Regions from separate parts of the Mus musculus genome. Here region 1 is linked to region 2. The links are chromatin loops, found by intact Hi-C in ENCODE. Cell type or tissue: heart. All regions are shown on one strand. Links, peaks and the distances in the headings refer to the core of each region. The heading gives the core; the rest is flanking DNA. Region 1 overlaps Mir100hg (Mir100 Mirlet7a-2 Mir125b-1 cluster host gene). Region 2 overlaps Mir100hg (Mir100 Mirlet7a-2 Mir125b-1 cluster host gene).

Evidence for each region. A loop is a pair of places that touch in the nucleus more often than their neighbours do. Peaks named below come from ENCODE experiments on the same cell type or tissue, not always from the same donor. Only the 100,000 strongest peaks of a DNase experiment are listed, where the experiment ranks them.
Region 1: it touches region 2 in a loop (1.9-fold over the local background); 4 of 42 quality-filtered maps call a loop at or near these places.

What each region holds. Positions count from the first base shown.
Region 1 is chr9:41,435,605-41,443,942 of GRCm38, forward strand. All of the region lies in intron 3 of Mir100hg (Mir100 Mirlet7a-2 Mir125b-1 cluster host gene), which reads left to right. Among named protein-coding and RNA genes, the nearest start is that of Mir100hg, 63 kb to the left of the region's middle. In heart, for the core only: a CTCF peak has its summit at 261; a DNase peak (open chromatin) is centred at 4,567.
Region 2 is chr9:41,387,419-41,395,756 of GRCm38, forward strand. Mir100hg (Mir100 Mirlet7a-2 Mir125b-1 cluster host gene) reads left to right here. Exons shown (of 5, transcript NR_131928.1): 2 at 5,776-5,881. Among named protein-coding and RNA genes, the nearest start is that of Mir100hg, 15 kb to the left of the region's middle. In heart, for the core only: a CTCF peak has its summit at 4,360 (motif pointing left); no DNase peak of the experiment used is centred there; H3K27ac peaks cover 162 bases.

The DNA of each region.
Region 1 (8,338 bases), core at 40-8,039, 48 kb after region 2:
ATATATGTATAGTTATACACATGTATTGTAGGGATTTTAAGGCGACTAGTTAATATTATAATTTCTTATGACTTTCTTCAGACACCCTCACTATTATTTTAGCCTCTTCTTCTGCCTCCCTGCTCCCTAATTAGAACTCGCAATTTTACATATCAGATTTAGCATCATTTCTTAATCAGATTCAGCTTTGTAAGCGCAAGGGTTCCGGATTGATGGATTCCCAGGTCAGACATCCCTGGCATCTAGTTTGCAATTCTTGAGTTTCCCAGAGGATGGTGCTACGCACACCCATCTAAGAACCTTCATGTCCGTGGGTGCAATCTGTGGTAGAACTAGAAGGCTTCGGACCACATTTTTGTAAAGGTGTCTGTCCTGCCTGCTAACAGAACTGACAAGAGGATGGGCTCTATGCTAAGCTGCTTCTTTTTTCTTTAAAAAGAGAATTATTTTTAGTATATTTATTACTGCCCCCCTCCCTCCGCAGTGTGTGTATGTGTGTGAGAGAGAGTGTGTGTGTTCATGATTGCGAGTGCTGAAAGAGGCAGAAAGAGACTGTGGAATCCCCAAGATCTGGTGTTACAGGCAGTTGTGAGCTGTGTGATGTGGGTTCTGGGAGCTGAAATGATCAGTCTTCTTCAGGAGCAGGAAGTGCTCTTAACTGATAAGCCATCTTCCCAGGCCCAGTAAACATTATCTTGACAGTTATCTCAAAACCAAGAATCTGAAATTTCAAGGATCTGTATCTGAACTTGGTAAATTTGAGAGAGCGATCTCTTTGTGGGGAAGGGCACTTAGGAGGAAAGAAAAACCTAACCCTGGTGTTTCCGGGAATTTTCTCCTACAGTGACGTTTCTTACTCTTTGTAGCTGCTCAGTGTGTTAATGAGCATCTTGTAGTGCACAGAGCATTTATGGAGCCTGGATATCTGAGAGAAGTCTATAATCAATCCTTTAAAATCACTCCTAATCTTCAGACTGTAATTCGCATTTATATGTTATAAGTGGTTGTCACCATAAGGCATTTTATATACCCTGTAGTATTAGTCTTCATATCAGCATTAATTAAATATTCATATCTAATGAGAAACAGTAAATCATCTTATAGTTATTTTATCTCTCCTATTCAGGGCTGCAATGAGGAGCAGCAATAGACAAAGTACAGGAGAACTTTGTGACAGGGGTTCAGACCTAGCTAGAATAGGTAAGGGTGTAACACTTGAAAGATAAGGCAATTGTCTGTCCAAGGTATGAATTCTAGAGTTAGAAGTTGTAATGGCAGAAAGCAAGACACCCTGCAGATGTTTTCTGTGCTGATGCTTTTCTCATCTACAGCCTGTATCCAGTACCTAGGAGAGAATAGCAAAGTTTAAACCTGTAAATCCATGTACAATTTCCAGAATGTCATCTGGTATATGATAAGGTCGTGTTTATGTAAAATAAAACTCCAATTATTGTTTTCAATAAAAATGAATATAAGGTGTGTTTTAGACCTCACAAATGATGAATGGAGATGAGACACAGAATATGAATGTAGCTTGATTTCTGAAGTAGAAAACTGGGCTATATTGTACGACACTATTCCTGTGTAAATGGGAATATCTCAGATATGGAATCAAGGAGGGACCAAAATACATCTATTACCAAAGTCAATTAGAGAGCCCTTGAGTTCACAGGGATACTTTTCAGGAATCTGGATAAAGGGTTACTTAAGGGGCAGAAATCAACAGAAGTCCACCCCAAGGTGAGGAACAGCTCATGAAAGCTGGATACCTGGAACACACTGCACAGCCTACAGACAGCTCAGCAGGCTGGGGAGGGGGAGCTGTCTTGGTTGGTCTCAGTCTCTTCCAAGCAGTGCAGGTATCTTAAGAGTGAGTCTCAGGGGCCACTACAACTTACATATGTTTAGGAAGAGAGGGGTCTGGGGAATCTGGTCAGATTCAGGAACTTCCTGGAGCCATTGAGTTGTTTTCATCTTAAGCTTAAGGAGTTTTCCTGTAGGATAGAATGTTTCGCTTCCCCTTAATGTCTATGTCTCAAGGAGTTTCCCTTCTTCATGGAATGCTTGCTGTACAAATTGTGCAGACCTGAGTTCAGAACTCTATCACACACATAAGAGGCTGAAAATGATGGTGTGCACCTAAGATCTGAGGACTGGGAAAACAAAGACAGGAGGATCCCTGGGGCTTTTGGCTAGCCAATCTAGCCAATCAGTGAGCTCTAGGTTCAGTAGGAAAGCCATTCCCTCCCCCCTCAAAATGAAGATTGATTGAGAATATATCTGACATCAATCTCTGGCATCTACTTATGTATCCCCACATGTGCACATGTAGTCTAACTATACACACACACACACACACACACTTGTTATAACTCCAGAATATCTGTCACTCAAGAAGTTAAAAAGAGTTTTGTTTGGAGACAGGCTCTTGTACTGTTGCTCAGTCTAGCTTAAAACTCAGTGATAGGAAGAGTTACATAGTCTTAGAAGAAACAAAATTATCTGAGAGGAAAGGGCAAACATTATTGCTCATTATAGAGGCAGCCTTGCTCAAGGAGGAGACAAAGTATGTGCTATGGACTGGAGTGAAAGTAGGAGAGTAGAGGAAGTTGGATTAAGCAGGTAAGAAAATGTACCACTATAAAAAAAGCTTTCAGGACATACTTAAAGGACTGCCTCTGTGGGATGTTACATCTTAAGAAACAAGGCCTGAAGATCTGATTTGCTTTTCAGAATGTTCTTCCTTAAGACCATTTGGACAATGCATTGGATAAGAACAACATGCCACACAGATAGATGTCTATTAATAAAGATGAAAGAACATTTCAATGACCATGCCATAAATGATGAGAATATCAACTAGGATTAGAAAATTCAGAAAGTAAACCCAGAAGAGCTCGTTGGCAAACTGCGTGTACAAGTGAAGGAGTGATTTCTTAATACCCAACATGGTGACTAGCAATTATTATAATCTGAAATATTTACCCCCTCCCTTGAAGACTCCACTAATGATCAAATCAAACTCTGCTACAAAATATAGTAGAGGGAATAACAGAAGGGATAAAACTGCAAGGGTAAAGCTGGAATTTACTTAAAGGGAGTTCTGGATTGCATTGGACTCTTTTCTTTATGTAAATACCTCAGACTTAGGTGGTGAATATGGACAGAGCTATAGATAACGCTACAGTGCAAAATTTTTAATGCTTAGATCAGTGTTTTTCAAGTTTAATATGCATTCAGAATCATCCAAGGATCTATTTAAAATGCATGTTCCCATGAAGTGAGTCTGAGTATATGAAGTAGGGGATTCTGTATGTCAGAAAAATTCACAGAGATTGCTATGCTCTTGGCCATACTTTAAGTAGCAAGACTATACATTGTTTTAGGAAGAAATGAAACTTGTTAGTCCAGAAAAAAATCAGACTGTGTACTGTGTTGTGTTTTAGAAAAAATAGAGAAGGAATATGTTTGGTGGGTGTGCAGTCAGGTGTGGGGGAAGGGGGTGTTTCTGTGGGCCCAGACTGAGGCATCCCTTCCCCTGAGGCACCAGCCACACAACGATGGCATAGTATAGAATAGATTTTATTCAGGGCAGGGGGAGGGGATTTGAGAGTGTGGTGGAGACAGAGAAAGGAAGAGAGAGAGAGGGAGAGAGGGAGAGAGAGAGGGAGAGAGAGAGAGAGAGAGAGAGAGAGAGAGAGAGAGAGAGAGAGAGAGAGAGAGAGAGAGGAGAGAGAGAGAGGAGGAATAGAGGCTACCCATGAGCACATGGAGAGAGAAGGGGAAGGGAAATGGGGAGGGAGGGGGAGCAAGAACAAGGGGACAGAGCAGAAACAAGAGAGGGGGGTGGGAGGGCAAGCAACCCTTTTATAGTGAATCAGGCATACCTGGCTGTTGCCAGGTAACCGTGGGGTGGAGCCTAGACAAAAAGCAAAATAAAACAAACAAACAAACAAACAACCACTAACACACTGGAGAACACCAGTGAGTCTTAGCTGAAGCTGTAGGAAATCTTGCAGTTTTTGCCTACAGATCTGCAGTGTGGCCTCTTGGGGTGGGTAGTTGTTCTGAGAAGAGAGTTCAGAGAGTCATCTGCACACTCTGTGACATCAGCAAGGTTGTTATGGTGTTTCATGAAGAACCACAAAGGGTTTTTCTCACCACACTGGTTCTGGCACATCCCACTGAGTAAGCAAGACCAGTCTCAAGACTGAAACTGACTCCAAACTCACTGGCCTCCAAACAGTACCATCTAGCCAGAGTAGAATAAAACAGGTCTTGTTCACCTTGCCTCAAGTTGGTGACTATTTGGAGCTCAATTTTATAAGAAGCCATCTGTAGCAATTTCAGCATTTATGTACCTGTCATGAGAGACAAACAAGGCTGGAAATTTATAAACTGGCCCCTTCTAACCTAATGAGTCAACACTCTCTTCCACATTTGGCCTCTACTCGCTGACCATGAAGCACTTAAGTTATGGTTGTTTGGATACGTCAGCTCTTTAATTACGAGAGCATAAGTGCTAGGGCCCAGAACCAGATGCCAGCTTGGCACTGTGTAGTGGGAGAGTAGCCCTGACAAATGGCTCTGAGTGGCTCAGACCCAGTTTGGCCTACTCTCATGCCTGAAATAGATGGGAACGTTTGCTTTAGGGAGATAGCACTGGGCTCTGCTGCTGAGAGAAGTCTGGCAGGAGAGAAATCTCTTGGAGATCACATAAACAAAACAAAAAACCCCAAACAAACAAAAACAAACAAACAAACAAACAAAACTAGATCCAGCTTGGTGATATTTATTTTTAAGGATTCTGGATAAGCTATTTTGTCTTTTTTTTTTTTTTTTTTTTTTTTTTGGTCTCAGTGTCTCTACCTATGAAATAGAAAGATGAGCTGTATTACTTGTCTTCAAATAGTTCTCTTCAGTGACACACAACTTTACAAGATGGCAAGTATTCCTACTAGTGAGAAGTTCTGTGCTTCCTCAATGAGTCGCTTCTATGATCAAGACTCTCAGAATGCTCAAGAATAAGATTGCACCAAAAAAGCAGCCCTAAAGCTATCCCTGGGAGCCATATGATTGCAGCTCACACATACAAAAAACAGAAGGAAGTTTGTAAACTATGAAAACGTGAACATGGCAGCATCTGGCTATCATGTCTCGAGGCTTTGTGTCATCTTAAGAAAAATTATCTCCCAGGCTTAGAGATGGCTCTAGAGCGCATGCCACTGTTACAAAAAGGACCCAGGTTTGATTCCTGGAACCAATGTGTTGAGCTCACAAGTGACTCTATCTTTAGGGGATTGAATGCCCACTTCTGGTCTCTGTGGCCACAATGCTCACTGTATAGACCTACACTCTCTCTCACACACATGAAAACATAATTTTCTAAATAATTAAAAATTAAAAAATACTGATTCCTGACAAATCACACAATGGCACTCTTTCTGAGGACTGTGTTAAAGGAACAGCCACTGCTGTTCCTTCACTGTGCTGTTCTCTCACACCTCTGGTGGCTCTGTGGAGGACAGTCTGTGTATAGACAGATATCCAAGGGCTGGAATGCCTTAGCGTAAAGTCCAACTGAACGTCTGTTTTCATACACCTTCATAAGCAATGGGGAGCTTCTCAAAGGGCGTGCCCCTGCATACTGACGGCAGTGAATTGAGAGCAGCATACACACTTGTTGAACGGATGACTGAAAGGCATTGGTTTGCTGACCCCATCCCAGAGCTCATGAATTACTGGGTTTTGCTTTGGACAACTGAGATGAAACTGTGCATCTTCTTGGTAGCTATGCTTTTGTCTTGATTCATTTGGCAATTTGGTGTTGTATTGGCATGGGAGATCTATCATTGTTATATTTTTTGGAGGAGGCCGATTTCATCAGTTTGCTTTCTTTCTCATACAGAACTCACTTCTTAACAAAGAAAAATGATAAAAACCTGGGGGTTACTGACAAAGGTACATTCTTTGAAAGTAAACATGAAGTTGGTTAGTTAACATGAGCATGATTCTCAAAGATACCATGAAATTTAGAGGAATATTTCCACACAGCAAATATCACTCATTATTGAATTATATCAGAATATAAACTATGTACTAACAGTTTGAACTTATTTATGTATTTTATATTACAAGTAAATCTATTATTGAAACTTGACATACACTATTAGTAAGACTGGCATGCTAGAGAGATGGCCCGGTATGTAAAAGCATTCACTGCATAAGCATTAAAACCAAGTTCGGATCCCAAGGACTCATGTAAAAAGATGAATGCACAGCAGAAACATCTCTAATCCTAAGTCTCAAATGCGAGGCAGGAGATGGAATCAGAAAAGTCCCAGAAAGTTGGCCAGCTAGCCTGGCATGTATAGGAGAAAAAAATACCTAGGAGAACATACCTCCATCAGGGCAAAAGACAGAGACTGCCTGCTGAGTTTTCCTCTGACTTCTGCACATGTGCCAAGGCATAGGGACAGCTACATCTATGCAGATGTATATGCATCACACAGGAACATAACACACACACACACACACATACACACACACAATCAAAGTGAAATCAGCATCCCATGGATGTGAAATCATCTCCAGAAAGTGGCATATGTTTATATCTTCTAGGGAATAGAGGAATTGGCATTTTGAAGCACAGTAGAAGAAAAAAGTGCTCTGTGAACTTAAAATCCAAACCTGAGGCTATAGAGTCTAAGAAACCTTCTCTGTCAAAGTGTAAACAGACCCTGACTGCCCAACTAAGCAAATGGCAGGTGAGGCTGATTGAGAAACTGGTGGAAAGAAGCAGCCAGGACTTGATCCGGAGTCTCTTTGGGGTTTTTAATACCCATCCACAGGACTGTAGGACCATAGTCTTGCTTCTAAGTGATCCACAGTGTTTGTCACTGTGATAAAGTGTTCACGAGTTTCAAATGTCATAGATATATGATGACTCAGCATCAGATGGCTGTGATGAAAGCTTAGCATGGAGATCATGCAGGCTGCTGTTTGAATCTTAAACTCCAGCTGGAGAGAGGGCTCAGAGCTTACAAGTACTCTTGCAGAGGAGCCAGGTTTAGAGGTTTAGTTTCCAAAATCCATATGGCAGTTAACAACTGTGGTGCTTTGAATATGCTTGGCGCAGGGAGTGTCACTATTGGGGTGTGGCCTTGTTGAAGTAGGTGGGCCTTGTTGGAAGAAGTGTTTCACTGGGGGTGGGGGGGTGGGGTTGAGACTCTCCTCCTAGCTGCCTGGAAGACAGTCTTTTCCTGGCTACCTTAGGATTAAGATGTAGAACTTTTGGCTCCTCTAGACTCACTTCTGCCTGGATGCTGACATGTTTCCCACCATAATGAAAATGGACTGGGCCTCAGAACCTGTAAGCCAACCCCAATTAAATGTTGTCTTTTGTAAGAGTTGTCTTGGTCATGGTGTCTCTTCACAGCAATGGAAACCCTAACTAAGACAACAACTGTCTGTAACTGTCTAGTTCCAGTGGATCCAATCTTATAAACACACCTGACCTTAAAGATGCAGACCTGAGGATTCAAACAAGTATGGATAGAAAGTTTGGGTTAGAAAGGCAACACTAGTGAAGTGGAATAGATTTCTGTTGTTCAAAATAACTCAGTGTGACCATGGTACATCACATGGGGAATCATATGTGATCAAGAGAGGATTCAGGGTATAGAGGAGAATGTGCAACAACTACACCTAGATGAAATGAGCTTATTAGCTAGATTCATGTCATGAGACAAATATTGTCTCATTCACATAAAAACGTGGGCCTCCAAGTGTCTTTACGGTTTCTGGAATGAGTCTTTGGTGTATACCGAGGGACAACTTTATATTGTGGTGCACAAGGAACATTTGGCAGTAGTATTTTATCTTATAAATATAAAGCTAAAACAAATAAATGCAAAGCATATGGCCCCATTGCCTATATACAACGGGCAGACTTGGTTTTCTTCTTGATGATACGGAATCTGTTTGAAAATATGAGTAAGATATCATAAAGCGACTATATTTGAAGTCTATGTGGCTTCCTTGTGAAGAAGAGAAGGGTAACGGGATAGGAAGAAGGTAGGGAGATCTTCCACTGATCATGGCAATACTAACAATGAAGAAATGCAAAAGTGCTTCAGGCAGTAGGGGAAGGTGGAAATAAACGCTCAGATGTCTGGATATATTTGCTGGTGGGTTACAGTGTGATGAGCAGGAGAGATTGGGGTCCAGATCAATGCCAAATATTTGGGTCTCAGCCCCAGGAAGACTGGAGTTTGTACTTTCTGAGGTGAGAATTCAGGGGTAAAAAGCGTCACATTCATGCAAAGTTAAGTTTTGG
Region 2 (8,338 bases), core at 322-8,321:
ATCTAATGTATATAATAAAAGGTGCTCAAGAAATCTGTCATCTGTAAAGAGATAATGATGAATTCAGTCCAGTTGTCACAGTAGCAACCTGTAGACACTTCACAGGGCGTGGAAGGTTTCTGGAGGGGACAATCTAATCTGAATTTTCTATTCACTAGCATTATGCTCGTGAATGGGACTCAAAAGAGTAAAAGGACACTGTCTATATTTGAAGATATCGTGGTCTAGTTTAGAAGACATGCAAGACCTTAAACATACCACATACAGGGGTGGCATAGACAGTACACCATGATAGAAACATGAAATCTTACCCAGGAGTCTGAAGTATAAATCTTTATACCTTTGAGAGTCCAGCAAGCCCACAGAAGTAGAACCCGGTGAGCAAAGTGGTGTGGAGACTTAGAGAGATCAGAGATGGACCCATCTGGAAGGGACTAGGAATTAGTCAGGCTTCAAGAGAGGTAGTGTTGGATGTAAGTATTGAAGGCAAGGAGAGAGGGAGATGAAAACAAGGGATTCTGAGAGGACATAAAGACAAGATGCGAAGCATGGACTTGTGAAAGTCGGTGGTGTGTTTAAGGGAAGGGGAATCTCTTTTGGTTTGGCTGTAGCTGGTGGTAAATGGAAGGAAATGGAGACTTTGGAAAGCGACTTGGGTAGGAGAGCAGGCTGTAGAGGAAAAGATTAAGAAGCAGTATTCGTTAAGGGTGGGCAACATCTCAGAACAAAATGAGAAGTGTGTACATATATCCAAAGATGTTTTCATCTTCTAGCTTTTGTCTTCTCTACCTGAGCACCTGATATGATAGGAGGTGGTGAGGAAGTAAGCAGGGATATTTTGGTAAAGCTTGCTAATACGTCATCATTCCAAGTCTGATGTTAAACGATGTCATCAGGGATGCTTAAGTTAGGCATGATGATGGTGGTAAGGAAAGCTGGATCTGAGAAGATGGACAAGAATCAGCAAGCAGGACGGCTGGAGAATGTTGTTATGGAGAGGAAACGTTGTAAATACTTAAATATCCAGTTGATGTGACCAAGATGAATCTAAGAAGAGAATCAGGGCTCCGCATAAGATTCTGGGCTCTGCTGGATAAGTGGTCTTGGACGGTAGATTGACTGTACCATATAGAATGTTGGACTTTTGAAGCACTTAAAAGCACAGATGTCCAAGTCAGTTGTGAAGCAGTACAGATAAGTGTTCATCAATGGCAGCAGAAACCCAGAGGCAATGGACAGCTGTGCTGGTGGGGACAGAGAAGTGTTCCTGGAAGGGTGAACTAGATTTGCTTCTTACAGCACTAGGGGAGTGTTACCTCAGCAGATGGGGGAGGGTTATGATGGAGATAAATGGCCAAAAAGGTTCAAACACTTCAATAGAGCAGGAATGATACAAGTGACTGAATAATAAAACTAAGTATTCTGCCATTTACCCCTTACTTACAGCCAGAGTCATTATTACCTCAATTTGTAGATGAAATAGATTCTGAGAGGTTAAATAAAAGTCTCAAGTGGTTCCAGTTAGTAGAATATCACACAAATCCTTTACTCAGAGTCTTGTTCTGATTGGTTAGGATAAATGTCCTTTAAGGTAGGATCTGCTCTTTCTCCAATTTAATTTGATTTAAAAATATTTTAACTTCCTAGTGGTTAATTACTCTTATGCTTATACCTGTATATAATAACTATTGTTTATTATTAATCTTCACTGTGCTTATTTATTGAATGTGGAGCCGTTTCGTGGATGTTTTCATTCATGTTTTGCTTGGGTTATCAGGGGCTGTTTGTGCTACCACATGCATTTTAAGGTTGTTATTTTTTCCTTTATTATTTTAGTTGCATTCTGGCTCTTATGTATCTCCAAAGGAGTAGAAATCTCAGAAATCTTGAGTTAAACTGAAATTATTAGTTCTTGTGTGCATCAACTTAATGGTTTCCCACGAATGCTTAGAATTGAACACAGGAGAGTAATGTCAGATTCAAAAGCCCCTCTGAAGGTCTTCTGAACTAACCAGTTCACATTGTAGAGGAAATAAAGAGAAAGAGGAAGAGATTCAAAGTCTTGCATGTAGTTAGAAGCAGAGTGGGATCTCAGCTTCTCAACCAGATCTCAGATCAGATCGTGGGATCTGAGAGCTCCACATACATGGGTATACGTCAGTCCTCCTGCCTCCGAGCTCCCTAGAATTAGATGGAAATAAAAACCATGAATAGGCATTGGAGGGGATTAATAGGCAAAAATTCCTGGACTTTTTTTTTTTCAGTGATTAAGAGATGGCTAATGGAGAAAGCCAATGCGAGAATTGATAAGCAATTCATCCCAAAACAATCCTAGCAAGTACTAAAAGGCCAAGGGACGTGGTGAATTGAATGTGGATGCCAATGGTGTGGAGGTATGGAGGAATCACCTATTTTATTCCTTAAAGATGTCAAATATAGTCATGTCCTCTTAGGACAGATAGGAGCAGTGGTTCTCAACCTTCTTAACACTGAGACCCTTTAATACAGTTCCTCATGCTGTGTTGACCTCCAACCATAAAATTATTTCATTGCTACTTCATAACTATAATTTTGCTGCTGTTATGAATGGTAATGTAGATGTCTGTTATGTAAGATATCTGATACGTGAACCCTGTGGGGATTGTAGCCCACAGGCTGATAACTGCCCTGGATAAGAGGAAATGCTATCCCAAGCTAGATAACAGATGAGCTTCGAGACATAACAAGGGTCTGGGGATGATAAACTTCTCACAAGGATTGGTCAGTTTTTCTCTGGCTACTTGGCCTCTCACCTGAGTTCCTGCCCAGAGCTAGTGAGCCTTTTTTTTTCCCCCAGTAAGCTGGGGAGAGAAATCCCTAGAGAATATTTCATACTCTCATGGATGTCGGTTCTAAGCTGGGCAGACCCTGATATGGTACCAGTAATGATTGTTAGCCATGGCTGTGTCACCACCATGTGGAGCCAGATGGCTCATCTGGTCCCTTCAGCCTGAGCTGCTGGAGGCAGTGAAGCCCTACTATGCATATATACCAATCTGCCATGTGGAGTCTCATCTTACCTGGTTCTTGCTAACCTGGTCTATTGGGTTCAGTTTCACCCCGACCTTCTATGTTTGGTCTTTCTGCATATTTTTGGAGATGACCACAAATGCACTTTACCCACAGCATCCTCTCCCCACTTTCAAAGCAAAATTGAAAACAGATTCTTGCATGTGCCAGGCAGAGAAGCAGTCTACCATTGAGTTAACAGCTTCCTTCCCCCACTCTCCAGACTTCTCATGTATCCGCTTATCCTATACTGCTCACAGTTGTGTCAGGGTGTGTGTGTGTGTGTGTGTGTGTGTGTGTGTGTGTGTGTGTGTGTGTGTGTGTGCATGTGCATGTATATGTATGTGTATACATATGTATATTTATAGCAGTCATCTTAAACACATATTTTTTCTTTAAAATCTTTTACTTCTAAAACTAGCATATAAAGAAATTAATTTTCTTGGGTGTGTGGGTCTATGATTTTAATTCCTGTTTGGAATCATCACTCATAGCAGAACATTTGCCATCCTAAATGTTTTCCCATACCACTGCTTTGTACTCACATACCTCTGCCATGTCCTGTCTTTAGAGCCCCAAGTTTGCTGAGAGTAGTGTATTAACGGAATTAGAAGGTGACACTTGGCAGGGAGTGGGGGTGGGGTGGGTGGATGGCGTCCTCCACTCAATACAATGTCCTTTAGGCTCATCCGTATTGCTCTGTCAGTAACTCTTTTCATTATTATTCGATCAGATCCTTACTATGCCATCCACATCAGTGTTGAACTAGCATTAATCCCCTGTCTCAGCATCTTGAGTGTTGGGATTACAGTCATAAGTTACCACATCCTCATCCAGCTAGAACTTCCTCGCTTTTGTAGCTCCATAGTGTTCCGCATGTAACAACACTGTTCTTGGTCTTCCATTCGTGGATTACGGGGCATTCTGATTCCTTCCAGCTTGGAGTGACTGGAAATAAGATTGCGATAATATCCCTCTGCTTATATCTGTGTTAATATAAGTTAGTTGTTTTCCTCTACAGTAAATGACTGTAAGCGTACCTCTTAGTTTGGATCACGTCCCCCTTTTTGAACTTGAGTGTGCTCCACCCCTTGGTCTGCTCTCAGACTAAGACCCTCGCCTTTCCTTATGGATGAGCAGACCTTGTGGATCTGCTCCTTCTCATATCTTCCATCCCACAGCCTTTCCTTTGTAAACGAGGAACTCCCAGAGCACAATTTGAGTGGAGCCCATTTTAATTCATCTAAATGTTCTCAGCTCCGTGTTTGTTGTGGCTTGGATTATTGCACCAGTAACGTAGTACCCTCTGCTGGCTGGTTCACAATGCTGGCTCTATGCCTGTGATTTAAACAAAACAAAACAAAACCCTATAGGTGGAATGGAAACAAGCAAAAGGAATGGGGTGGGGGAGGAGGGGAGAGAAGGCGGAGCTGTGAGACCTCCCATAGAAATAGCAGCCTGACAAGTACACTTCATTTATTTGATGCTACACATATAGATAAATGTTGCAATATTTTTATGGAACCTTACAATATTGTCTTCTCAATTGTAGGCAAAGATGGGCTGTCTGGAAAGCTGGACCCAGCCTGGAGCCTGCCACCCAGATTGCTATTTTGTGAAACCTTCTGCATACAAATGACTCAGATCCAAACATTCAAAAATGATCTCGGAGGGCCATCTGGTTCTCACTGGTTCTAAAAGCTTCATTCAGCCCAGGGTGTGGATCCGGTTCAAAAGATAGAAAGAGCTTTTCACAGAGAAAGGTCTAATGTGTTCCACTGACCAAAGCTGCAAGCTAGCTTTTAAAACCAGCCAGCCATGGTGCTCTGAGGGCTAGTGGATGATGACTTTCATAGGTCAGTGGAAGTCTGATAAATATTTAATTGATGATGTGTTTGTATAGTGGTTTGAACACACACACACACACACACACACAGATGCAATTTTGTATCATCAAGAAACATGTGTTAATTTGTTTGGGTGTCTGAATGAGTCCGTGATTTAGACTGAACCAGCATGTCAGGCAGGCCATGAGGTCTACCAGAGCCGTGTAATCTTTGCGATGTGTCATTTTTAATTCGTGAAGACAATACAGTCAACCTTGCAGTCCAGATGCTGGTGTTGATCGCCTTTGCTGTTTGCATGGCCTGGCTGCTTGCCTTCCTGATCAAAGGAAGGTTTGTGTCCTCTGAAGCCAGGGGATAGGGAATGCTCCTTTGGGAGGCTCACAGCACGAACAGAAGTGGGAGCTTGTGTGATCTCAGCCTCAGCTTTGGGCTACACCCAAGTTCGGAGATGAGGCATCGGGGAATAGCAAGTGAAGTGTGTATAGTCTCGGGTGGGACACTTGCTTTCCTTCTCATTCCTGTGGGTTTCACTGTCTCATCTGACAGTAATGTTCAGGGAGAAATGTGTGTTTCCATTAATGCAGTCACACCAGCCCAAAATGTCTCATATGTTGTGGTCTTGAAAACTTTTTGTTAATGGCTTCCCATACTCTAGGATGAAGAGTTCAGGCAGAGGTTGCTGGCTCCCTAAACCCAGTACAGCACTCAAAGAAGTATATTCAAGTAAAGAAGATATTCAAGGGAGTTTGTTAAATACTGGGGACAAAACCCAGCTTGTTAAGGGCACCCACGTGTGAGATGACATGGGTGAATGTTGGGACCGTGGTGCAGTCATTGTACCCCTACTCCAGGTAACTCAGCTTTCTCTGTTCACTCTTAGTGAATCCTGCAATGGACTGACCTCATCTTCCCGAGGCTGTGATGTTTCAGGAGAGTTTCACTATTGCTGACCAACTGAGACCACCAGGAGCTCCTAAGTGCAAAGAGTAAGTGTTTTCTCCAACAAGATAATGTTTCCAAAACCAAACAACTTCAGTTGACCTTATTCACCATGTCTCTTCCAGGAGACAGGAATCCTTTCTGCAACCAGAGGCTATTACGAGTGTAAGTCAAATAATAATTTTTCCATCTTCATAATCACCACAGTAGTTTCATGAACTTTGACTACCATTGAGGATCCCAGATAACTCTTTGAATTAAAAGGATAACTTTTGTATGCTATTTATTTATTTCCCCCAGGGATGCTCAGTAGGCTGTTTGGGCATTTGTGCTGATCCCTCTGCTATTGTTACACCTGGCTCGGAGTTCCTTCATCATGGGACCCGTGCACTCGGGCCTGTGGTGATGACAATACCTTTTCAGGAAGACTGTGTCTTTCATCTACACAAACCTAAAACCCTGCCTGACCACTAGGGAAGGAAGTATTGAGTGGAGTGTTAGGCACATCAGTCTCATGGCCTTGGGGAAGCTATTCACTTCTTTGAACCTCTCTCTATTTTCTGTATAAAGTGAGAGGGGGAGGTTTGAATAAGTACTTCCTTCCACTTCCAAGATCACAGAAACTTAAGGGCTGGGTGATAGGTCAAGTTTAAGAAGAGTAAAAATTCAACCATCTCTGGGAAGAACCAAATCTAGGACTCAACACAATTTGGCTTCTTAAAGGAACCTTCCTACTTCCAAGAATGATGGAGAGCTACATGGAGAGAAGTCTATGACTTGGCATTCTGAGTTACGATCTTCACCCCCCCCCCATAAGGGCTGGTGGAGGTCGAAAGCAGAATACAATTACCATTGTACTTGCTGTTGCTATTAAGTTGGAGACATTGAACTTTAAGCCACTCCAGAGCAAATTGTCTTGTACATGGACACAGAATAGTTGAAAACAAGAGAACTCACTCCTGTTATAGTTTCTATCCTGAGTGTCTTCCAAAGGTCTGTGTGCTAATGGCTGGCCTGGCAGCCTGTGGTCCTACTGGGAGGAGATAGAACCTTTAGGAGGGAGGTAGGGTCAAGTGGAAGAAAGTTAGGTCATTGGGGCTATGTCCATGGAGGAGACATTGAGACTGTGCCCTTTGGTAGGGATGATATGAGTAAGTATCTTCTGCCACAGGGTTCTGCCATGATGTACTTTGAAGCAACAGACCCAAAAAACCAGAACTGACACTTGTAAACTCATGAGCCGAAATAAATCTTTCCCCTTAAAAGTTGGTTGTGTCAAGCATTTTGGCATAGTGATGGAGGCTCAGCTAACACAGCTACAGAGTTAGCTCAGACCATGGGTGCTAGCTCATGCTCAAATCCCATGTCCACCACGTTTCCTTGGTGATTTTCAATCATATTTGAAAGGCAGCTGAAGTTATCATCTCCCACATAGATCTGCTATCTGTGGGATGGATTCCTTTCACCATGGCAATCACTGGGGCCTTCTGAGGCAACAACTAGGCCATTTTTATGGTGTCAATCACATAGCAATAATGAGCAAGTAAATCAACAGGGAAAGGATGGGATTTTCTACTCTGTTTTACATCTGTTTTTATGTAACAGGTAGAGCATCTCTTATACAATATATTCTCTTTTCCTTAGGAGAGAGTGAAGAACTTTTTCTTTCTTCCTAAGTGGCAGATACTATCATAGATGCTTATATAAACTATCAATGCCCAGACAATCCTTTGGGGGAGACATTGTTGGGATGGGATGCTTGATTCTCAGAGAGTTTATCCCACTTGCTCAAGGTCACACAGCTGATGTTACACACAGCAGAACCGGTGTTTTTCCACCGAGTCTAGAGCTGACACACTATCCGGGATATCCGTGGACTTGAACATGATGCCAGGTTGACATGTTCTCTGTGGAATGGGGATCTGTTTTCCTGTAGTCTCAATGTTGAAATTGTTCATTTGTTTATTTCTTTTAGGACTCCCCACCCACCCAAAGAGATCCCTCATCCTTTGAGGGCTGAGTTTTACCCTTGCTGGTGGCACTTATTCTCAGTAGGGAAGTCATACTTTTAAGAACACTGCACTTGGTCCGATTTGGGCAGGAAACAATTGTGTCTGAGACGGAGATCCAGTCACGTGTGTGCATGAGGCTTCATCTGTCTGTGACCCTGGCTTTCAGCTTTTCTTTTTCTCCCTCTTTTCCTTTCCTTTGACATCTCTCCAAGTGCTCACTATCTTTGGGGCCCTGGTGAGTCTGATGGTGTCCAGATGCTCGCTCAGGGGTCTCTGGATTCACAAAAGGCCAAGTTGACATCCATTCTGCGTCTGGCTTATTTGATGCCAGAAGAGTGAGTACCGGAGTCTCCTGGGGGAGCCAGGAGAGATTTGCCTCCTGCAGAGGTTTGGATAAGCCCCAGCTAATCTCCATGGCTTCTTAAGGGTACACCTGCTTGTCTGCCAGCCAGCAGCCTCCTTGCTCATTTCCCGTGGGAGGGCTGAGGTCAG